Regions from separate parts of the Homo sapiens genome. Here regions 1, 2, 4, 5, 6 and 7 are each linked to region 3. Evidence: chromatin contacts called from ENCODE Hi-C data. All regions are on one chromosome and are shown on one strand. Each heading gives the region's core, a stretch centred on a gene start or an enhancer-like site at or near the end of the contact. The rest is flanking DNA. Distances are from core to core; before and after follow the strand shown.

Region 1 (3,211 bases), core at 260-2,759, 7.8 Mb after region 3:
ATTACAGGCATGCGTCAGCACGCCCGGCTAATTTTGTATTTTTAGTAGAGATGGGGTTTCTCCATGTTGGTCAGACTGGTCTCGAACTCCCGACCTCAGGTGATCCGCCCGCCTCGGCCTCCCAAAGTGCTGGGAATGCAGGCGTGAGCCACCGCACCTGGCGTTTGTTTGTTTCTTGAGACAAAGTCTCGCCCTGTGGCCCAGGCTGGAGTGCAGTGGCACTATCTCTGCTTACTGCTCCCTGGTTCAAGAGATTCTCTTGTCTCAGCCTCCCAAGTAGTTGGGATTTCAGGCGCGTGCCACCACATCCGGCTAAGAACAGACAGGGTTTCATCATGTTGGCCAGGCTGGTCTCGAACTCCTGGCCTCGTGTGATCCGCCCACCTCGGCTTCTCAAAGTGCTGGGATTACAGACGTGAGCTACCGCGCGCAGCCGATTCTTTTGAATTCACTGCTACAGCTCAGGCAGAGCCAGTACTGGGCCAGTGCTAGGCAGGACCCAGATCTCCCGACTCCCAAGAGGAGTTAATTGCGGGGGTGGGAAGAGGTCCAGGGAGGGGACTTGTCTCAAGTACATGCAGGTCCTGACCTTGAGTCACCTAAGTGGGGGGCGTGGCGACCGTCACACCCAAGGCCCCGCGGTAAGGGGACACGCATACACCACAGCCTAGACTCCCTGACAGACCCTCTCTAGTTGTTGCAAGTTAGGGAGCGGGTATCTGGGCGACCCTGGAGGGCAGAGATTGGAAGGGGTTACGGAGGGGCCGTTTTGGCTCTGGGTGGAGACATCTGACTGTGATGGGGGTCGTGATGGACGCCATCGAGATGTACACAGTCGGAATGGAGGGTTCTGTTGCCGCTTGGAAGGAGGTATCCGTCCTGAACGTGAGATGAGGGAATTCTGGTTTTGATCAGGGGAAGGAACTTATAGACTGCGGGGGTGGTGGTGGGGGGGCGGGATTTCCATTTGGGATCACGAGAGAGCACAGTTGAGATGTAGATCCCTGGTTGTCACTAGAAGTGAGGGACAATCTAATGGAGGAGTGCCCAGGACCAGATCATATAAGGCCTGGGAGTTTACTGGGAGACGGGAAAGTAGTGATTGTGTTACTTTGCCACGGGCAACTAGGGGCAGTGGTGATGTGGGCGTCTAGCTCGTGATCAGGAGGGGGCTGTAGTTTATGAGATGAGTAGTTACAACTACTCGTGACGTGGCGCTACATGGCCCCGGTGGCTTGAGTCACGGGCAGGAAGTAGGGACCTGGAACCGGGTACCAGATACAGCCCAAGAGGCGGCGTGCTCTCGCTCTGCGCAAGCGCAGCACTCGCGAACCAAGATGCTTCGGTTGGGGGCAGGTCAAGCGGCCCAGGAAGGGCGGGGCTTGGAGGCCTCGTTCTGCGCATGCGCCGAAGGGGCGTGGCGGTCGCACCTGCGCGAGTTGGGGGAAGGAGGAGGGGCGAGGTGACGCAGGCGTAATAATAGAGAAGGTGCCAGAAAGATCCAAAACAAGTGGCTGCGGCCGTCGCCCAGGAGTCATCGGACGCCAGAATCTGGTGAGGATCCAGAGAGGCCTAATGGTGACTGGTGGCGGGTAGACAGGACCACCTGGGCTCTGGGGAGCGGGCGGGGCCGCCCTTGCAGGGCGAGGGGGTCGGGTTCGGACGGTACCACCTGTGTGGAGCAAAGGGGCTGCCTGGGTCGCTCCTCTGTGTAGGGGGCAGAGGGTCACTTTCGGGAGGTACCACTTGCGTAGAGCCGGGGGACTCATCAGACGGTACCGCTGGACGGAGAAAAGGGGCTCGTCTGGGCAGTCCTACCCAGAGTCAGGGGCAGTCAGCAGGGAGCCCCGGGGTGGGCCCCGAGGCTTGTTTGGGCCGCATCGTTTGGTCAGGTCCGGAGGCGAGCTCCGAACGTAGCACGGTGGTGGGGGCAGAAGCCGAGCGGGCTCCGGCGTCCCGACCTGTTCTTAGGGGACCTCGGGCGGGACCATTCCCTCCCGGGGGAGGGGGAGGCCGAGGCGGTTGGGGGTGCGGGAGCGGCCCTGCCCGGCGCGATTGGGCGGGGGAGACGCGCTGGCGGTGTGGGGTTCGGGCCTCCGCGTCGCTGACCACTGCCCCCTCCCCGCTGTGTGGGTTCTAGGCCGGGTTCTGAGCTTGTTCCGCCTCCCTCCCCCGGGAATGGCGCTATCCGGGTCGACCCCGGCCCCGTGCTGGGAGGAGGATGAGTGCCTGGACTACTACGGGATGCTGTCGCTTCACCGTATGTTCGAGGTGGTGGGCGGGCAACTGACCGAGTGCGAGCTGGAGCTCCTGGCCTTTCTGCTGGATGAGGCTCCTGGCGCCGCCGGAGGCTTAGCCCGGGCCCGCAGCGGCCTAGAGCTCCTGCTGGAGCTGGAGCGCCGCGGGCAGTGCGACGAGAGCAACCTGCGGCTGCTGGGGCAACTCCTGCGCGTGCTGGCCCGCCACGACCTGCTGCCGCACCTGGCGCGCAAGCGGCGCCGGCCAGGTACGGTTGAATGGGAGGGTGTCACACTTCCTGGGAGGAAAGGGCCTGGCTCCCGCTGGGCCTCCCTGGTGCCCTGATACGGACAGTGCCATATCAGGCAGCTTATGTCCCATTCTGCTACTCTCTCTTCCCACAATATCAATGAGCAACATAAGAGGAAGAAAGCATGGCTTTGGGAATTTGGCCACATCAGTGATGATGATTTTGGCCACTGTTTACGGAGGGCTTGTTTCATGCCAGGCACAGCTGTCAGCCCTTCATATGAACTAGTGCCTTATAGTCTCCCAGTAATCTCACAAGGAAGTCCTGTTACTGTCTTCACTGTAACCAAGAAAATAACAAGTTCAGAGAAGTTAAGCAGTTTGCACGTATAATAACAATCCTGTTTGCTGGGCCTAGGAGGGATACAGGATGATGGAGCTGACAAGGTGTTTGTTCCATGAAGTTTAAGTTTAGTGGGGGCAATCAGATAATAAGAGAACTTATTTTTAGACGCTGTTGTAGGAAGACTAAAAGTAATGGAATAGAGAGAGTCAGGAGAGCAGCAAGGTGAAGGGAGGCTTTGCCCTGAGGCTGCACTGCCAGCCATGCATAGACCCCAGGGGAGAAAATCCCAGGGAGCATCCAAGGCCTGAGGTGGGAATGAGTTTGGCATCATCAGAGGCCAGTGTGGCAGGAGCAGAGGGGACCCAAGCTAGGGAAGAG
Region 2 (3,378 bases), core at 654-3,153, 7.2 Mb before region 3:
CTGTGGTCATGAGAACCCAGGCTTATGACTGGCCAAAATGCCCTATAGGCTGAAGGCAGGACGAACATCCAACAAAAGACCACAGGATTTTGCCCTTCCAGGCCATGTCTCAGCAGGTGGGGATGGGGGGAACCATGGTAACCTCATAAGTCCTCTTGGACCTCCTTAAACAACCAACACACTTTGCCTTTGTCTACACAGTCCTCTCTAGTGGAATGTCTGCCTTTCGCTTCCAATGGCCACTGTGACTTGCTGGAAAGACTGCAAAGTTCACCTCAGGGCTTCTCAGCCAACTGTCTGTAAAAACAAAGGCTCTGGTGGTCCACACGCTAAATATGAGTTTGTTACTTAAGTGCTATGTGACTTTCAGCAGGTAACTAAACAGGTCGGAGTCTTGACCTCCTCTTGTGTACAGCAGTGTTTATAATAGAATGTCACTTTAAGGAGATCAGGATTAAATGAGATGATAAATAATGCCCATTTCTCAGTTCACATCAAGGACTCAATGAAGGCCAACCGTTACAGTTCTTGTGTTATTATTTATGCTCTTTGTCCCCACAAAATCCTTTAAGACCTCAACTCAGTAGGTGTCTAAAACTTTGCCAGATTCTCTATACAAAAACGCTAGACCAAGGGCAGGTGAGAAGGGGACTACTTTAGTCTGAACTGCCATGAAAGGCCGCTTTAAAGAAGTGACATTTGAGCAGAGCCAACAAGATGTGAAAGGGTCTTGCAGAGATCTGAGGATAGTGTCTGAGGCTGAATGAACTGTAAAGGTGAAGGCTGAGGGGTAGGAAAGAACTCTGCGTGATCAGATTGATATGTCTGAAGGGCTGAGCCAGGGAGGAAAGGAAGGAAACAAGGACAGAGGTGGTCAGCCATAGTGGACCTGTGTCTGAAGCGCTGAGCCAGGGAGGAAAGGAAGGAAACAAGGACAGAGGTGGTCAGCCATAGTGGACCGGGTAGGGACTTGCAGGCCAAGGCTGAGTTCGGATGATGTGTGTGACGGGAGTCCCTGGAGTGGAACTTCATCCATCCTTCAAGCAATTATTAAGCAGCTTTCAGAGGCCTGACACTTTAGCAGTGGAAAGCTGCAGAAGGGCTAACTAGAAGTGGGGCATCGTATGTGATTGGTTAGGCTGAGCACGTATGGCTTTCTCTGCTTGGTCCTCTTTTGGAGGCGGAGGCAAAAATTAGAACAGTCAGTTACAAATCAAGTCCTATTTGGGGCCTACTGTTCCAGGAGTTACCGTTTAGCCTCCTGAAATGTCACCAGAGAGTAATCTAGCTCCTTGCAAGACTAACTTAAGGCAGACTGGCTTCCAGAGTAGTTTATTGCAGAACAGGAGGCTGGTTTCCTGGGCAGGTTGCTACAAAAAAATTGTACGTCACAGCCCTATAATCGATGTATAGTCTGCCTACTGTCCGCTTCAATATTCAGTCTCTCAGGTACTACCACGACAGGAGATAAACTAAGTGACGAGCCTGCTCCACGTTTCGTAAACAAACAAAACTACAAAGAGGAATCCTGTGGCTGTCTTGGCTTCCGGCCTGCCCAGGAGGCTTCCCCGAACTAGCAGAAAAGCAGCAAGGCCGAAACCTTGTCCACTCACCTGCGCCGGGTCCGTCAAAGCCATCGCCATACCGGGACCCTGTGGCCCTAGCGGGGCGGGGGCTGCGGCGAGCAGGGCGGGTCTCGCGGGCTCAGCCGAGCCCCACCCCTTCCCTGCGCCGGGCCCGGTGACCTTGGCTGACAGTCAAACTCTCTCGTTACGGGGAGGCTCACGGTTCGCTCCGAGACGCGGAGGTCGCTGTCGGCCTCCTACCTGCTCATTTCCCCAGCGCCGCCAGGGAGGCGGCCACGGAACACCGCCCCCTCCCTAGAGCCGGCGTGGACGGAACCGTCGCTCCCAAATTACGTCCCATCCAAATGCCGGAAGTCCCGCCCCAAGCTTCGCAACCCACAGGAAACGCCCCTGTCCTGGACCATCATTGGCCCCAGGGCCCGCCGTCGCACCTGGCAATGCCTTGTAGTTAATGTAGTTTTTCTCTACAAACCACCTGCAAAGGGGACAGATCCTGAGCCGGCAGGCCTCGGTGTAAAAGTCGCAGCGGGCCTACAGCCCGGCTCAGACCTGCCTCTGTCCTGGGGGCACAACTCGGAGGCCAGGGACCAAGCGCGAGACCGTCCATTCTTGGCCGGAGGAAATCGAGCCCCAGGAGTCAGGGACATTTGCCAGGGTCAGGGCCAGTGCAGAGACCCTGGACCAGGCTCCGGACTCTGACTTCCACCTTGCATTATTTCCCCTCCGGATCCTCTTATACAGATCAGCGGGCAGTCAGAGTAACCAAAGGGGGACGTCGGGCGGCGCGATGCCTCAGGCCTGGGATCCCAGCGCATTGGGAGGCCAAGGGGGGCGGATCGCTTGAGCCCAGGAGCTCAAGACCAGCTTGAGCAACATAGGGAGACTACCAAAAAAAAAAAAAATTTTTTTAAAATAAGCTGAGTGTGCTGGCGCACACCTGTGGTCCCAGAAGTCTGTGGCAGGAGGATCGCTTGAGGACAGGAGTTTGAGAACAGTCTGGGCGACAGAGCGAGACCTCATTGGTACCAAAAAAAAAAAAAAAAGAAAAAGAAAAGAAAAAAAATAGAGCGCGGTGGCTCACGCCTGTAATCCCAGCACTTTGGGAGGCCGAGGCGGGTAGATCACGAGATCAGGAGATCGAGACCATCCTGGCTAACACGATGAAACCCCGTCTTTACTAAAAATGCAAAAAATTAGCCGGGCGTGGTGGCTGGCGCCTGTAGTCCCAGCTACTCGGGAGGCTGAGGCAGGAGAATGATGTGAACCCGGGAGGCGGAACTTGCAGTGAGCCGAGATCGCGCCACTGCACTCCAGCCTGGGCGACAGAGTGAGACTCCGTCTCTCTCTCTCTCTCTCTCTCTACTTATATATACATATATTTATATATACATATATACATATATACGTATATATACATATGTATATATACGTATATATATGCACATATATATTTATATATATATTTATATATATATTTTTTGAGACAGGGTCTCGCTCTGTTGCTCAGGCCATAGTGCAGTGGCGCGATCACAGCTCACTGCAGCCTCAAACTCCAGGGTTCAAGTGATCCTCCCACCTCAGCCACCCAAGTAGCTGGGACTGCAGGCACGCACCACCACGCCCAGCAAATTGAGGGTTTTTTTGTTTTGTTTTGTAGTTTTTGTAGTCAGTTTCACCATGCTGCCCAGGCTGGTCTTGAACTCCTGTGCTCAAGTGATCCACTCACCTTGGCCTCCCAAAGTGCTGGGATTACAGGCATGAGCCACAGCATCCAGCCTACTCAAAAAAAATT
Region 3 (3,248 bases), core at 355-2,854:
CTTCAACTTCCCGAAGAACTCCCATCCATCGTCCAGCAAGATTCTGCCTAAATTTGCCAACTTCAGGTAACTCATTCCCCTCCTTCCCCAACCAAAACCAAAATAAAACAGAACCACTCCTCTCAGGGCCATCAGGGAGGCCTGGAAACCCCTTTAGCAGTTTTCTTTTCTTTTCTTTTCTTTCTCAGCTCACTGCAACCTCTGCCTCCTGGGTTCAAGCAATCCTCCCACCTCGGCCTCCCAATTAGCTAGGAATACAGGGGCGCACCACCACGCCCGGCTAATTTTTCTATTTTTTTCTTCTTTTGTGGAGACAGGGCTTCACCATCTGGCCCAGGCTAGCCTCGAAATCCTGGGCTCAAGCGATCCGCCCACCTCAGCCTCCCAAGGTGGTTTTCTTCCTTTCTTTTTTTTTTTTTTTTTTTAAGATGTAGTCTCGCTCTGTCACCCAGGCTGGAGTGCAATGGCGCGATCTCGGCTCACTGCAACCTCCAGCTCCTGGGTTCAAGCGATTCTCCTGCCTCAGCCTCCTGAGTAGCTGGGATTACAGGCCCCCGCCACCACGCTCAACTAATTTTTGTATTTTTAGTAGAGACTGGGGGTTCGAGGAACTCCTGGCTGTAAGTGATCCCCCCCGCCAAGGCTTCCCAAAGTGCTGGGATTACAGGCGTGATCTACCGTGCCCAGACCTTGAGCGGTTTTCATAACAGACTGTGAAAGACGGTTCACACCTTCACCCTGACAACCGCCGCCCAAGGCGACGCACCCTTTGCCGAAGTCGCCCCCACTTGCATTCCGTCACCTCTCAGGAAGGACCGAGCCCGCAAGTCCCTCAGCCCCAGCGTCTCCGTACCTCGGGATTGTAGTCGGCCGCGTCAACAGACGCAACCCCAGCCTCAAGGGAGCGGGAGATTCAACTCCCCGCACACGCGCCTCCTCGCAGCGACTTCCTGTGCGCGAGAAGCTTCTCTGAGCGGCTGCACCCAGGATCCTCCGCGGCAGCGCCAGGACTCTATTTCCCAGAGGGCTGTGCGGGCGACTTCTTTCGCCTTCCCATCTCCTCCTGCTTCTTCAGCCTTAGCACTGTGGGAGTAGAGTAGAAAGAGAATCAGGACCAGGCGGCATCAGTTTGTAGTCCAGATTTTTACCTTGTTAAAGAATCATCTAATTAGCTTCTTGCCTTTACTAGAAGTCAGGGAGTGTTAACCTTTTCCGAAGAGCAAGCGGTAGGTTGCCATGGAAACGCGTTGTGACGGGTTTCTGAGAAAACAAGCGGAAGTAAGGGGCGGAGTTGAGGCAGAAGTTTAGGTAATGTGACCTCTGATTGGTGGAGAGGTACCTCACGGTGCATTCCGATTGGTCTGACACTGACACATGCGCAGTAGAACCAGAAGGCGTTCCAAAGCGGCTAGAACGGAGGGGAGGGGGATGAGCAATGAGGGAATAATCCCCATTCCGTCTGGAATCAGAGGGCGGGCCTGCCGCGGAGGCATCTGGGAAACGGAGTTCCCAGGCAGGCGAAGCCCAGGGGCCGTCAGGAAGTCAGCGGCGCCTGCGCGGGCGCCTCAGATTCAGGATGCGCGCGCAGCGCTCTCCGCCCAGCGGAAGTTTTCGCTGGGCAACTGAGAAGGTGAGTCCGGGTAACTGCGGAGGATCCGAGGGTCAGGCTGCAGAAGCCCAGAATCCCACCCCAGTCCCCAAGTACAGAGGTGAGGGGAAGCGAGGCGAACGAGGGGACGTCCCCCGACCCCCTAGCCGCAGCTCGGCCGGGGCGTCCGTGACGTCAGCACGACCGTTTGTGGGAGGCGGAGGCCCCTGCTGTCGGGGTTCGGAATGAGAGCGGCTCCGGGTCGCGGGGTTCACTGGCCTCCTCTTGAGCTTCCCAAGCCACCTTGGGCTCCGTGTTGGGCATGGCTAAGGCGGAGATGGGCGGAACTTGTGGGAAGTTCGACAGCTCCTCCGCTGTGAAACTTGGCGTCTAAGTCATCCCGTGGTTTCTATGGAGGTGCGGCCGAAGGGAGGCTCTGTCGTCGCCTAGGCAATCGCCCCACCTGCGCTGAGGTGGGGTCTGACTTTTAGCCTTTTTGCTGTGCTGTTTCCTGAACTTTCTAGGAGGAACACTATACAGTAGTTGACGCATAGCAGCTGTTCCCTAAACATTTGTTGAATAAGTCAAATAAATTAAGATAAAGACTGGCCTGAGGGTTGGAGTCTTAGGGTTTCAAGTCCTGACCTGGCCATTGCATAGGTGACTTCAGCACATCCAATTTTATTGAGCGTTTACTATATGGAAGGCTCCGTGCAACCGATATTACACTACTATAACCTGGGTTTGAACGGTGCTAGTCTAATAGGCACTGTTCAAGCCCAGGTTATTATAGCAGTGTCTAAAACAAAAATCCTGCCCAGCTAATTCACATTCTCAGGGTGGTTGGGGATGCCAGACACTAAAAAAGAAATGTTAAAGAATATTTACAGGTCTGCAGTCCCTTATCTATAACTTTAAAATCCAAAACGTTCTGAAAACTGAAAGGTCTTTTTCTCTGTTTTGCAACTTACTTGGCAGGCCAACCTCACCTGGCTTTGAACTTGTTTGCTGGCAATACCCACTCTGAACTGATGTGTGACTATTTAGAATTTTTAAAGATTTTGTTGTGCAAATCATATACTTATGGAGAGTTGCCCCTGGATCTCGCCGGTGTTGTAATATGTAATAGGTTCTAAAATCCAAAAAATTTGGCTGGGCACGGTGGCTCCCGCCTGTAGTCCCAGCACTTTAGGAGACCGAGGTGGGCGGATCACCTGGGTTCAGGAGTTCGAGACCAGCCTGGCCAACATGGTGAAACCCCATCTCTACTAAAAATAAAAAAATTAGCCGGGCATGGTGGCATGCGCCTGTAATCCCAGCTACTCGGGAGGTTGAGGCAGGGAGAATCGCTTGAACCCAGGAAGCGGAGGTTGCAAGTGAGCTGAGGTCGTGCCACTGCTCTCCAACCTGGGTGACATAGCAAAACTCTGTCCATCATGCAATACATGGCAGAAGCAAGATCCAAACCCAGGCAGATTATTTCCCAAGTTTATCCTCTTAACCCCTGTACTGATCTGCTTCTAAGTGGCACGTCTTTTTTAGGGACCATCCAGCTAGATAATTCCGGCCCTGAGCTTTGAGTCTCTGGCTGGATGTCTAGATTTGCCTGAGAGATGAATGTGTACTGACACAGCTGGGGACCCCCCCCACCCACCTTCTT
Region 4 (3,087 bases), core at 475-2,974, 8.2 Mb after region 3:
TGTTACATCTTCCTGAAAGTGAAGATTTAGTGAGTACTGAAATATTAAGACACGTGAGAACTAACACTAGTCAGGGACTGTACATAAATTATTATTGGAAGATTGAAAAGAGACGGGGCTGGCACGAGGTTGCAGGGTGTCCATAAGATCAGAAGTCAAGATTTAAAGCAGGGACTGACCTGGCCAGATCTCCAACCATTTAGTTAGAAACAGCCTGTTAGAGATATGGAGAAGGCTAACTTGATGATCTGAGCAATAGTAAAGACAACTGGCTTTTTCCTGAATAACTACTGTGCAACAGACACGTTCTAAACACTCTGCTTTAAATTCATTCAATCCTTGCAATACTCTAGTACTGGTACAATAATTAGTCCCATTTTGGGGATGAGAGAGTGCACAGGCAGGTTAACCAACTTGCCAGAGGACACACAGCCAGATGTAAAAGATGGATCCAAACCCAGGGAGTCTGCCTCCGTGTATATAGAAAGGATTAAACCACCTGTAAGCAAAATATGAACATTCATCTGTCTCTGGTTTCCCCTGAGGCTCAAAGCCACAGGTCCTCCTCTCACAAAGCTCTTAGAATGTCATAAAAACTTGGAGTACCAAGTTATCGAATGTCACATCACACAAAGCAAGTGGTGACACAACCAAGGGTTTCTCTCCCTCTTGGGGCGGGAAAGAGCTCAGAGGAGACAGGGAAGTATGGTTTGTGCCAGGGGTCACCCAGCTCCCCACTCTCCAGCCAAAGACCTAAGTTCCTCACCAGCTCGCGTGTAGAACCAGTTCTCATCGTAGGGAGCAAGCTCTTTGTGCTTGGCCAGCTTGACGGTATCCACCCATTCGGGGACTTTCAGCTTCCCGGACCTAAGACCAAAACAGTGGGAAAAGCACGATTCAGTCATCTCCACAAACTACCCCATATCCCAAATGCCCTCCCCTCAACACAACTATGCTGTGCCCAGAGTACAAAGAGAGGCTGGAACCGGAACACAAGCCAGGCCTCACGCTGAAAGGAGCCACGGAGGCCCCAAACAAGCCTCGCCTGCCAGGGACCGGCAAACACTGGGGCTCAGATGGGCAGGCCAAGGCGACAGCCTCCACCCGTTTTGAACCTCAGTCCCCAAACTCACTTTTTGAGGAAGGCTGCCAGAGCTCTGACGAACTCCTGCTGGTTCACGTCTTTTACAGTAACTCCAGGCATCTGAGGGAGAAAGTCAAGCATGTGAACACAGGCCTGGCAGAGACGACTGCCAAGAGCACGGACCCCACCCCAATCCTTTCGCTCCAGCGCATCCTAAACCGTGGTACCCCCCGTTACTTCCCACGGCCCCTTCAACGCCGGGCTCCGGCTCCTGCGGGTCTGAAGGAGCTCACCGACGCCCACGGCCTCTCTGGATCGCACTAACAGAGCCCGGCCCCTGCGTGTGAGGATCCTGCGCGACCCCACTCCCCAGCCCCGGGACTCCGGACGCCCCACGCACCCCGCCGCTGCCCCCCGGGGCCCACGCTCGGTTCCCGGACGGCGCTGACCGGGCATGTCCGGGCCTGCCGCTCGCACGTGGCCGCGGCTCTAGGGGGCGGGACGGGCCCGCGCCGGGCGCCTCGGGGCCCTCAGGCACGCGCTCTGAGGCTTCGGCGTCCGGCCCTGCCGCCTCGCGCCCGGTCCAGCTCGGAGCCCCCGCTTACCGTGCGGCCTCCGCGCTGCCAGCCAGGGGAAAGGGAACGACGGGGTTTCCCGGGCGCACAAGTCGGGCGTAGGGTCTCGCGAGAGTTCCGAAAGCTCGCGAGAGCGAGGGTAGACGCTGAGGCTCCGCCTCTCTCAGGGCGAAAGTTCGTCCCCGCCTAGAGGGGAGGGTGTCTAGTGAGGGGTGGAGAGGTAAAGGGGAGGGCCAAGGGGTCGCGCGTGGAGGCCTGGGTTTCCTCCCGCGTTTCCTTCTCCCGGAGTGTAATAGAGAGAGGATAGAGAGCTCCTGTTCGGAGCTGGGGGAACTTGGCTTCGTTTGCGTCGTTCGTGGCTGGAAGGAACAGTGGTGGAGAATACTATGATGGCGAAAGTACGGGGCAGGATGGGTGGGCCACAGCTGGCGCCCCACGGCGGAACAACCCCTTTTCCGGGTGGAAGTGGCTGTTCCCTGGCCGGAAGTGGGAGTAGTAAGGGCGGAACTGTGACAGGGAACCTAGGGGAAGGGCGAGGAAGAAATGTGGCTATCATCTTCCGTCCTTCACCGCCAGGAGTCGCGAGAGCGGGAGACGGAAGCCCCACCCTTCTCAGGGCGGAAGTTGCTTCAGCACGGCCGGGGCGAGCGAAAAGGGAATGAGGCGCTGGAGGAGGGGAGAAGATAAGGGCGGGACAAAGCGGCAGAGGCGGGACCTTAGCAGAAGTTAGTTCAGCTCTGCCTTCTAGTGTCGGAGTCTGTTCGCTCAGCCCTTACTTTGCCAATTTAGATTTACCTGCCCCGCTGACCTGTGTAGCTTTAGGCAGTCCATTTGCCTTCTCAGGGCTTGTCTCACCATTAAAAAAAAAAAAAAAAAATGAGATCCCCGTTTGTCCATTTAAAGTGGCTCCTCTGGTTCATGGCGCGTCACATGCTCTAAAAAATATTTTTTGAGTGCCTGCTCTGTGCCAGGCACAGGTAAATATTATTTGGACATTTATCATGTGGCTGTTACTGTAGTGTTACATGCATGATCTCATTTAATCCTTACAAGGCCCAACAACTAAATAACGTGGTCCAATAAAATTATGTTAACTTGTTGCAAAAAGGAAACACTGAAATGTGTGTAGCTATTTTCTTATGTTGGAAAGACTGAGAATTTAAAACATAAGAGCAAATATTAGAATTTTACCCCACACTGATACTGTGGCTGCAAAATGTGTTAATTATTAATAAGCCAAGACTCGTATCTGTTAGAAAAATTAAAACCAACCATGCTTCTAGCATAAGATCATATATTTAAATCAAGGTTTTACATTCATGTAGAATGTTGTTGAAACCTATCTCATACTGTTTCTAAAACTTGAGAAAATATTTTCATTATCTCAATTGTTTTTCCAGAACCAACACATACATATTTCCATATGTA
Region 5 (3,068 bases), core at 39-2,538, 6.3 Mb after region 3:
TATAACAGCAGCTCCAGAAGGAAACCGGGAACCAGTGCTTTAGGAAAGGAAAATGGGAACCAGAGGTGGAAACTTACTTTTATTGTATACAGCCAGAGAGGTTTGAATTGTGTATGTACATGTAATACCTGTTCAAATATAATTTTAAAAAACTTTTTTTTAGACCAGCCACGGTGGCTCACGCCTGTCATCCTAGCACTTTAGGAGGCCGAGGCGGGCGGATCACTTGAGGTCAGGAGTTCGAGACCAGCCTGGCCAACATGGCAAAACCCAGTCTCTACTAAAAATACAAAAAATTAGCCAGGCGTGGTGGACGCCTGTAATCCCAGCTATTTGGGAGGCTGAGGCAGGAGAATCGCTTGAATTTCAGGAGGTGGAGACGGCAGTGATCCGAGATCTCGCCACTGCACGCCAGCCTGGGTGACAGGGCGAGACTCCGTCTCTAAATAAATAAATAAAATAAAAATAAATAAAATTTCAAATAAAAAGCTAGAACCTTCCCATCCACCCACTCTGCCCACTGGGGAACTGCCGACCCTTCCGAATGCGCATGCGCTCTCCAGGCCGCGCCCGTCGCCCAATGTTCCTCTTTGGCGCGCGCAAGACTCCGCCCACGTGTGTTTAAATTTTCGACCCTGGAGCGGATTCCCTTCTCCAACGCGGCCTTCGAGGGTTTTAAACATAGTTCTGTCTCAGACTATTCTGCATCTCCCAGGCCTTAAGGATAAAACTGACACTGGAGACCCTTCAGGGTCTGACCTGCCCATTCTGCTGCCTCACCTCCCACCCAGGTGGACCCTGAATCCAAGCCAGTCTAGACCTCTTCCCCCGGGGTCTTCGCCGCCTTTGCTTAGCTGTTCCCTGGAGTACCCTCGCCTGCCTGTCCTTCAAGGTCCAACCGGACCCGCGCCCTTTCCTAAGTGATTTGAGGCCCTGGCAGTCTCTCCACAGGCCGGGGTGTCTTCCAGGGCGCACGCCAAGTCTGATTCATTCATGTGTTCTTGGCACTCAGCCCAGAACAGTGAAATTCCTCCCTGTCGTCCCACCCCACTGCATCCCGCCAACATCACCGAAGAGGCACAACTCGAACCCCAGATCCGGGCCGCTCTCCCTCCTGCCGGCTCCTCGGCGTATCCATTTCCCTACTCATCTCCCCACCCTCAACCCCCCAACCGCGCGCACGCGCATTGAGTCAGAGCCGCGGCGTCCTCCCGCCTCCCGCTCCGGAACCCGCATGCGTGCTGAAGCCGACCGCCTCCATCCACGCACGCTCAGCCCGGCGAGCGCATTCAGTTCTCGAGCTCCAGCCCTCAGCGCATGCGCAGGACGAGTCGCCTGAGGGAACTGATCTCAGCTCGGGCCCGCGTTACATCCTCCTCCTCTTCTTCCTTCGGCCCAGCTTTCCTTAGGGGCTGCAACCCGGACGCCGAGGCCGGTTTCGGAGTGGGGAGTGCCCATTTTCTCTCCTTCCCACGTTCCTGGCCCCCAGACGCCATTTGCAGGCGGGTGGCTTGGGTCAGCCTCCCCGCCCCCACCCGACTCCCGTCACGGGAGAGCGCACACCGCGCCCCGAGAACCAATCAGCAGCCGCGTTAGGTAAGGGGGCCGCGAGCCCGCGCGAGGCTAGCGCACCGGCGGCGGGCGGGGCGCTCCGGCAGGCCCCGCCCCCGCCTTGGCCATTGAAAGGTCGCTGGGACGTCCGGCGGGGGTGCGGCACTGAGTAGGGGGCCGGCGACCGTCAATTCGATACTGGGTTGGCAGGAATGGGGGCGGGGGACGGAAATAACGTGTAAATGAGAAACTTATGCTCTGCGAGATCCAAGTACAGCCTGCAAACTGCCCGTCAAGTACTGGGGAGGCCGCCCCAATAACGTGTAACGAGAAACTTGAGTTGGGTTCCCCGAGGGAAGCTTTGTAAAGCAATGCCTAAATCCGGGGGAGGCTCCCTTCTAGAACCCCGTAGAGAGAAGTTTAAATCCTAGGGAGTCCTTAGGAAAATGTGCAAATCGACTACAGTTCTGGGCTGGGGAGTGCCCCACGAAGTGGGCTTACATACTCAGGAATCGGGAGAGTCTCCCCAAATATTTGCAAATAGTGAGGTTCTGGGAGATCCCCGAAGGGAGTGTGTGAAGCGATGCCTAAATACTGAGGAGACACTCCCCAAAAATATGTAAATTCGATTTGTTAATTTTCGGGAAGTCACCCTAGAAGTCCATCAGCAGACACTTAAATAGACCAGCTTTCCTAAGTTTGGGGGTAATCCCCAAAGGAGCCCGGAAACAGCATTGGAAGTCCCCAGCTTGCATGTGGGTGGGGTTTTTTTTTTTTTTCTTTGAGACAAGAGTCTCGCTCTGTCGCCCAGGCTGGAGTGCAGTGGCACGATCTCGGCTCACTGTATCCTCCACACCTGGTTTAGGTGGGCTTTTAAGTTCCAAGGAACTCCCCACATTCAGATACTGTGGAAGCTCCCAGAATAAAGGGCACAGGGAGGCCAGGTGCGGTGGCTTACCCGGGGAATCCGATCACTTTGGGAGACCGAGGCTGGCGAATCACTTGAGGCCAGGAGTTCGATACCAGCCTGGCCAACATGGCGAAACCCCGTCTCTACTGAAAATGCAAAACTTAGCCCGGCCTGGTGGTATGCACCTGTAATCCCACCTACTTGGGAGGCTGAGGCAGGAGAATTGCCTGAACCCGGGAGGCAGAGGCCGCAGCCAGCTGAGATCGTGCCACTGCACTCCAGCCTGGGCAACAGAGCAAGACCGTCTCAAAAAAAAAAAAAAAAAAAAAAGAAAAGCATTCACACAGGGGCGCTTACTTTGCACAGGAAAGGGCATCCTCATAGGCCAGTAAACAGAAACCTCAGGGCTGGGCAGTATCCCAATTGAGGCATGAAGACAAGTACTTAAGCACTGGGTAGATTTCAGAATAATGTGTAAAGACACTTAATTGCAAGTGAGGGAGGAGTCTCAGATTCTGGGGAGAATCTCCATCCCAGACTAAGCAGTCATTTCGGTATGGAATGAGTCATTTTCCCTAAGCAGCTGTAAACAGGCCCTTGTCCTCCT
Region 6 (3,257 bases), core at 631-3,130, 7.8 Mb after region 3:
CTGAGTACACAAAACCTGAGGCAGCTGGCTTCCTTATTTTTGGCTTTCCGGGATCTTGTAATTTAGGAAGCGGAGGATGCAAAACACAAGAGTGGGAGGCCCGGTGCCGTGGCTCAAGCCTGAAATACCAGCACGTTGGAGGCTGAGGTAGAATCGCTTGAGCCCAGGAATTGGAGACCAGCCTGGGCAACATGGCGAAGCCCACCCCGCTACCCCCCACCACCCCAAAAAACAAACCAAACCAAATTAGCTGGGCGTGATGGTGCACGCCTGTAGTCCCACCTACATGGGAGGCTTAGGTGGGGGGATTGCTTGAGCCTGGGAGTTAGAGGCTGCAGTGACCTGTGATTGCGCCACTGCCCGCCAGCCTGGGCGGCAGAGCGAGACCCTGTCTCAAAACAAACCAAAAACTGAAAACTGAATGGTGGTTCAAGACAGGATTTTTTTTTTTTTGAGACGGAGTCTCACTCTTTTCGCCCAGACTGGAGTGCAGTGGCGCGATCTCGGCTCACTGCAACCTATGCCTCCCGGGTTCAAGCGATTCTCCTGCTTCAGCCTCCTGAGTAGCTGGTATTACAGGCGCCCGCCACCACACCCGGCTAATTTTTGTACTTTTAGTAGAGACGGGGGTTTCGCTATGTTGGCCAGGCTGGTCTCGAACTCCTGACCTCGGATGATCCGCCAGCCTCGGCCTCCCAAAGTGCTAGGATTACAGGCGTGAGCTACTGGCGCCCAGCCTGAGCCACAGCGCCAGGCCCAGAAATGACATTTCCGTCTTTTTAATGCTCCATTCAGCTTCCTGGTGCGAACCACATTGCTAGGAAAAGCTAGACTGTATCCGAAGACTAGTTAGTGTTCTGAGAAACCGCCGGGAACTTTGTTTCCCGAATCTTTGCAGAGTTGCGGTTAGAGAGGGGACATTTTTTCTTTCCTGATCTATGGTCACCTGGAACTTAAAGGTGCTTGGATCCATTTTCCAGCAGTCCTTGATCGACCTCGGCTCTTTCTTAAAGAAGGACCTGGGGGCGAGGAAGGAGGCGCTGAAACACTTTTAAGTCTCTCCAGGGAACTGCCGCAGTCTCTAACCTTTCGTTCACACGCCCCTGATGGTGGCCATTGGACTTCGCTTCCCGGCAAGCCTCCGCAGACTGGCCTCACAGAGGGTCAGGTCTGGACTATTCCCCAGCATGCTTGGAGCTCATGGGCGATCCCGCCCCCTCAGTCAATGGGGAGGATACGTCGAACTCCATTTCCCAGAACACACCAGGGCTCGCTGTGGCAACTGCACTGAGGCCTTGGTGCTGACTACACTTCCCGGCAGGGACTGCGGCCCAGCGTACCTGGAAAGAGGAGCGCGTAAACCTACTCCATTTCCTCGCCCATCTCCGGAACTGCAGTATCCACCTGGGGCTTAAAAACCACCTGAGACTCCATTTCCCGGCGTGCTTTAAAAATCGCTTTACACCTGCAATGCGGTGAGGGCGTGGCGACGACTCCATTTCCCGGCTTGCCTCACGGCCCGAGACCCGCAGGTTCACGCGGGCCGACTCAATTTCCCAGAGCGCACCGAGCTCTGGGAGGCATACACAGCTAATAGACTGAGTGAGTGGACTCCGTTTCCCAGCGTGCATCAGGCTCTCTGCTTCCTAAAGTGCTTCAGGGCTCCCCGTCGTACAGTCGGCTGACAGATTACCCTGGACTCCATTTCCCGACGTACAGCGTGACCCGTCATTCCCGCCCATCATTCCCGCGGTCTACTCTGAGGCTTTTGTGGACTTCATTTCCCGGCGTGCCACGCGGCTCTCTGTGCGGGCCGAGGGCGGTGACGGCGGCGCGGACGACAGCCGGACTGCATCTCCCGGCGTGCCCCGCGGCGGGCGCTGGGCCGGAGCCGGAGCCCAAGCCAGAGCGGCGCGGCCTGGAAGAGGCCAGGGCCCGGGGGAGGCGGCGGCAGCGGCGGCGGCTGGGGCAGCCCGGGCAGCCCGAGCCCCGCAGCCTGGGCCTGTGCTCGGCGCCATGAGCGGCGGCGGGCCTTCGGGAGGCGGCCCTGGGGGCTCGGGCAGGGCGCGGACTAGCTCGTTCGCGGAGCCCGGCGGCGGAGGCGGAGGAGGCGGCGGCGGCCCCGGAGGCTCGGCCTCCGGCCCAGGCGGCACCGGCGGCGGAAAGGCATCTGTCGGGGCCATGGGTGGGGGCGTCGGGGCCTCGAGCTCCGGGGGTGGACCCGGCGGCAGCGGCGGAGGAGGCAGCGGAGGCCCCGGCGCAGGCACTAGCTTCCCGCCGCCCGGGGTGAAGCTGGGCCGTGAGTACTAGTGGCGCCCGTGTAGGGTGGTGATTAGGGTTCCCAAAGCTCCTCAGACATCCATCAGATTCTTTCATGTGCTTAGATAGGAGCTCGAGGTCACTGTGCCTCCCCATACCGGGGATCCGAGCCCTCTTCCTCCCAGGAAAAGGAGTCTTGGGGTTACCATCTCTTGGAGATCAGAATTACTCGTGGATCAGAATTACTAACACTTAAAGAAACGGGTTACAAGTCTCTGTTCTTCCATTATTGAGGTCTTGGGTCCTTGAGCCTTAAGAACAGGTATCTGATGTTGCTATTCATTATAATATTGGATCAGAGGTCACAGTCGCTTGCAAATGGGGATCTAGGGTTATTGTCTCCTAAGAGAACAAGAATAAGACCAACCCCGAAAAAGAGGGATCTGCATTCCCTGTCCTTCAGAAGATGGGGATTTGGAGCGAATATCACTTAGAAGCAGGGCTTTGAGGTTACTGTGTTTTGTCCCCAAAGAATAGGGCCAGGCTTTCCAAACCTGGTACTCAGATCATCTTCCCTATTAAAACCAAGACCTGGCATCATTACCCACCCTAAATCTTGTTGAGCTGTACTGCCAATGGTGAGAATTAATAGTTACTGCCTTTTAGATATAAAGACATTGGGAGTCAGCATATCCTTCAAACCAAGTCCATAGTCCATGTTTTAAAATACATGGCTTGGTGTGTCTCCTTTAACAAAAATGGAATGGAGCAGGGTAGGTCACAGTTTCCTACAGAATATGGATCTAAGGTTATACTTTTTTAATAATTGTTCTAAGGTATGGTGTCATTGGCTCTGAAAAAAAAAAGTGATGTAGGGTTATCTCCCTCTGAAAGAACTTGTCACTGGCCCCTCAAAATGGATTTGGTGGCCGGGCGCGGTGGCTCACGCCTGTAATCCCAGCACTTTGGGAGGCTGAGGTGGGCGGATCACCTGCGGT
Region 7 (3,021 bases), core at 247-2,746, 7.8 Mb after region 3:
CAGCACCCAGCGTGATACCCGCAAGCCCAGCCCCCCTCTTCTTGCCTGCATGCATCCCCGCCCTGGCTGGGCTGGCTCTGGCAGGGTGGCTGAGTCGGCTAGCCCCCCGCAGGCCCCCAAATATGCCCTCCAACTCCAAGTGGGGATAGGTGGGATAAGGTCAAAGAAAGCAGGACAAGCCCAACAGGCCAACCTCACCCACTTCCTGAACAGTCATTACTGCCCGCCCCCTTTCGAGCTGCCCTGAGAAAAGAAAAGGGGAAAAAACTTTACTCTGAAGTGACTAAGAGAACCTGAGAGGCCAAAACAGAGGCCTCTAGGAGGGTTGGGGGACCCAGAACCATAAGCCAAACACAATGAGAGGCAACCCCGACTCAGTCTTCCAGCTACTGGGGGACCCTTGACCTCATGCTCTCTCACTAGGGGCCTGCTCCTCCTGTGGACCCTGGAGTCCCAGGCCTGCCCTTTCTTGGGCCAATCCTGGGGTCCTCACAGGCAGAGCCTGGAGGGCGTCCCGGGGCTGGCACCCAAATGCCCAGAAGTTGGGCAGCCATCACCACCTAATACCCGCTGACCCACTAGACTACCATGTTGGGGACTGAGATCTGGCTCCAGTTTTTTCCAAGCACAAACCTTTGCATACCCCACCCAGGGCCTACAACTATGCCGCCTGGACCCCTAGACCTTGCTGCCTGGCCCAGCCTCTCTTCGCCCCAGAGCTGCTTTCTTTCCCCTAGGGCCTACTCTCTTCCTGTCCACCCTGTCTGAATAACTCCCACCCAAGCCCCGGGGGCCCTCACCTTCCTCAGATCTGAGTAGTAACTCCCGGAGCCCAGGCCAGCCCAGGCCCTGGCTCTTTGGGGTCTCATACCCTCTGTTCCCATTAGCCCTCCTGGCACCAGCTTCTCTGACACTCTCTCTCTCATCCTGTCACTACCTCTATCTCTACCTCTCGGTTAAAATGCCCTAGGCCCCCTCCTGTCACCCCCTCCTTGTCACCCCCATTTATCTCTGTCACCTATTCCTCCCAGTCACTGTCCTGTCAGCCATCTCCGGACCTGTCACCTTCTCTCCCCATCACCTCTCCTTGTCACACTCTCCAACTCTGTCCCCTCCCTCTCCCTGTCACCCTGATCTAGTCCTGTCACCCCTCCATTCCTGTTACCCTTCTTTGCCCACCACCCCCTCCCCCAGTTACCCTTTTTCTGTCAAACCCCCACCACTTCCTCCACTCCCTCCTCCCTTCCCACCATTCCGCCCACCCCTTTCCCCCTGTACCCCCTCCCCGTCCCTGCCACCTGTCCCCTCTCGGCCCCCAGCCCCCCGGACCCCCCTTTCCTGTGTCAGCCCTGGCCCCGCCCCTCACCTTGGGCTCGGCGGGGTTTCGGGGCGGGGGGCCGTGGCCCCGGCTCGGTCCGGTCCGGTCCCTCCCCGCCCCCCCTCCGGCTCTCCCTCTCGATTCTCCCTTTTTTTTTTACTCCAACACACAAAATGGTGAATGGACCTGCAACAGCTGGAGCAGCCAGCCAATCAGCGATCACAACCCCACTGACCGGCGCCAGCCTAGACCAATAGATATCCGCAGACTGGTCGGCTCCGCCTCTCGACGACGAGCGACGCTCGCGGCGACCAATTGGGCCCATCGGGCAGCGCTAGGGGGCGGGGCCAAAGTCCAAGACCGGCCTCCCTCCGGGACCGACACCAACCTGAGCCTACGACTGCCTGATCTGCCTAGGGCCCTACCCTACAACAAGTGAAGGACACCAGTCGTGTCCAATTGCAGGCCGTCTTAGTTCCAAATGACAAATACAGTACCCAGTCGCCATGCAGCCTAGGCCGGAACCCAGCCTCTGTGAGGGACAGTAGCCAATGAAATGAAAGGAGGAGGGGCTAAGGGACGGGTTGTCCAATGAACGGAGGTAGAAGGCGTGGCCCGAACGTTTGTTGACCGGCTAGTCGCAGTTCCTGCTGGGAACCGTAGTCTTCTCACGTCTTCGGCCCATAGCCGACAGTACAAGGCAGACTACAACTCCCATGTGACAGAGTGCTTGGAGCACCAAAGAAACCCGGCGAGGAGAAAAAGTCGAAAAGGGCAGTTCGTCGTGAGTCTCACTGGACGCCAGGAGTATCTTAGACCCAGGGCCCCGACTCACCCGTATTCCTGGCTCTGGCGTCGCCGGTGGCTCCTCTCAGTGGCAGCGGTAGCGGCACGAGGGGGAGGTGCAAGGAGCAGCCAACCGCCACCCGCGAGCCCCGCAGCCAATCAGCAGCGGCCGGGGCGGTGCAATGACCTCACCGGTTCTACTCTCTTACCCCTCCCCCACGTGGTTGTTGCTGCCGGTAGACGGAGTAGGGAAGTTTGGATTGGGGGAGGGGAGGAGAACCAGTGATGTCACCTTTCCCCTTGTTGATTGGCTGCCGGGTGGCCGGGACTACGACCAATTGACGGTCTCGAAAAGTCTGGCGCGGCCCCGCGGAAAGCCCTGTTGCCACCGGGAGGGGAGAGAACGCGCGCTTGTGGGGTGTCGCGCGCTGCAGTATAGGCAACGCGCGCGGCCTGGGGCCCGGGGGACAGGTCACCTCCTCCAAGAGTTTGACATTTAGGACAGCGCAGTTTGACAGCCCACTAGGCATTGGGGCAGGGGGCCGAGATGACGAAATGCAGCGCTTCTTGGGGCTTCGCACTGCATTACGTGGAGAGCTACACTTTGTGGGTGTACGCCCCTGACAGAGGCAGATTTTTAAAGATCCCAGGGGTAGGAGGGTATCACACTGGAGTGGAGGAGGACAGGGAGATGCCCTGTTTGTAGTAGATGCCTGCTGCCCAGATACGGGTTTACAACCAGATGGTGAACCTGTCTGCAATGCATCTATGCCCTCCACTTTGTATTCGCCCTGGTCCGAGGCTAATGGGAAGCAATATGGGTACGCTGGCCGCAGGGAGGCTTTCTTTTGCCTGTGACAGGTTCAGATTCCACACTGGAATTCACACCACTTGTGAGGAAACTGCATCCAGTCTAT

Evidence for each region. A loop is a pair of places that touch in the nucleus more often than their neighbours do. Pooled maps may share reads with other maps.
Region 1: a loop to region 3 is called in a pooled map, with 9 times the contacts of the local background. The contact joins the promoter of DEDD2 here to the promoter of VRK3 in region 3. A Hi-C loop is called at or near these places in 2 of 50 pooled maps.
Region 2: a pooled map shows a loop between it and region 3 (12-fold over the local background). The contact joins the promoter of ZNF805 here to the promoter of VRK3 in region 3. A Hi-C loop is called at or near these places in 4 of 50 pooled maps.
Region 4: a pooled map shows a loop between it and region 3 (17-fold over the local background). The contact joins the promoter of RPS19 here to the promoter of VRK3 in region 3. A Hi-C loop is called at or near these places in 4 of 50 pooled maps.
Region 5: a pooled map shows a loop between it and region 3 (39-fold over the local background). The contact joins the promoter of SMG9 here to the promoter of VRK3 in region 3. A Hi-C loop is called at or near these places in 5 of 50 pooled maps.
Region 6: a loop to region 3 is called in a pooled map, with 27 times the contacts of the local background. The contact joins the promoter of GSK3A here to the promoter of VRK3 in region 3. A Hi-C loop is called at or near these places in 5 of 50 pooled maps.
Region 7: a pooled map shows a loop between it and region 3 (21-fold over the local background). The contact joins the promoter of CIC here to the promoter of VRK3 in region 3. A Hi-C loop is called at or near these places in 3 of 50 pooled maps.

Annotation. Positions count from the first base shown.
Region 1 is chr19:42,215,975-42,219,185 of GRCh38, reverse strand. It overlaps DEDD2 (death effector domain containing 2), which reads left to right and starts at 1,509. Exons shown (of 5, transcript NM_133328.4): 1 at 1,509-1,554; 2 at 2,141-2,506. The coding sequence starts at 2,179. RefSeq lists enhancers at 1-273, 274-1,150 and silencers at 1,922-2,021, 2,032-2,091, 2,173-2,378.
Region 2 is chr19:57,239,157-57,242,534 of GRCh38, reverse strand. ZNF805 (zinc finger protein 805) reads right to left here and starts at 1,903. Exons shown (of 4, transcript NM_001023563.4): 1 at 1,614-1,903. The coding sequence starts at 1,643. RefSeq lists a silencer at 1,606-1,675 and enhancers at 1,796-2,065, 2,086-2,305.
Region 3 is chr19:50,023,728-50,026,975 of GRCh38, reverse strand. VRK3 (VRK serine/threonine kinase 3) reads left to right here and starts at 1,604. Exons shown (of 15, transcript NM_016440.4): 1 at 1,604-1,709. ZNF473 (zinc finger protein 473) reads right to left here and starts at 971. Exons shown (of 5, transcript NM_015428.4): 1 at 854-971. RefSeq lists enhancers at 818-867, 1,278-1,327, 1,668-1,747, 1,797-2,298.
Region 4 is chr19:41,858,892-41,861,978 of GRCh38, reverse strand. It overlaps RPS19 (ribosomal protein S19), which reads right to left and starts at 1,724. Exons shown (of 6, transcript NM_001022.4): 1 at 1,690-1,724; 2 at 1,134-1,204; 3 at 767-867. The coding sequence starts at 1,204. RefSeq lists silencers at 1,403-1,522, 1,583-1,712 and an enhancer at 1,266-2,021.
Region 5 is chr19:43,753,182-43,756,249 of GRCh38, reverse strand. It overlaps SMG9 (SMG9 nonsense mediated mRNA decay factor), which reads left to right and starts at 1,288. Exons shown (of 14, transcript NM_019108.4): 1 at 1,288-1,596. RefSeq lists a silencer at 1,508-1,867 and an enhancer at 2,098-2,357.
Region 6 is chr19:42,241,225-42,244,481 of GRCh38, reverse strand. GSK3A (glycogen synthase kinase 3 alpha) reads left to right here and starts at 1,880. Exons shown (of 11, transcript NM_019884.3): 1 at 1,880-2,299. The coding sequence starts at 2,017. RefSeq lists enhancers at 139-198, 1-594, 1,209-1,258, 595-1,389, 1,319-1,528 and silencers at 1,819-2,028, 2,059-2,338.
Region 7 is chr19:42,267,727-42,270,747 of GRCh38, reverse strand. It overlaps CIC (capicua transcriptional repressor), which reads right to left and starts at 1,496. Exons shown (of 21, transcript NM_001386298.1): 1 at 1,367-1,496. RefSeq lists an enhancer at 1,997-2,506.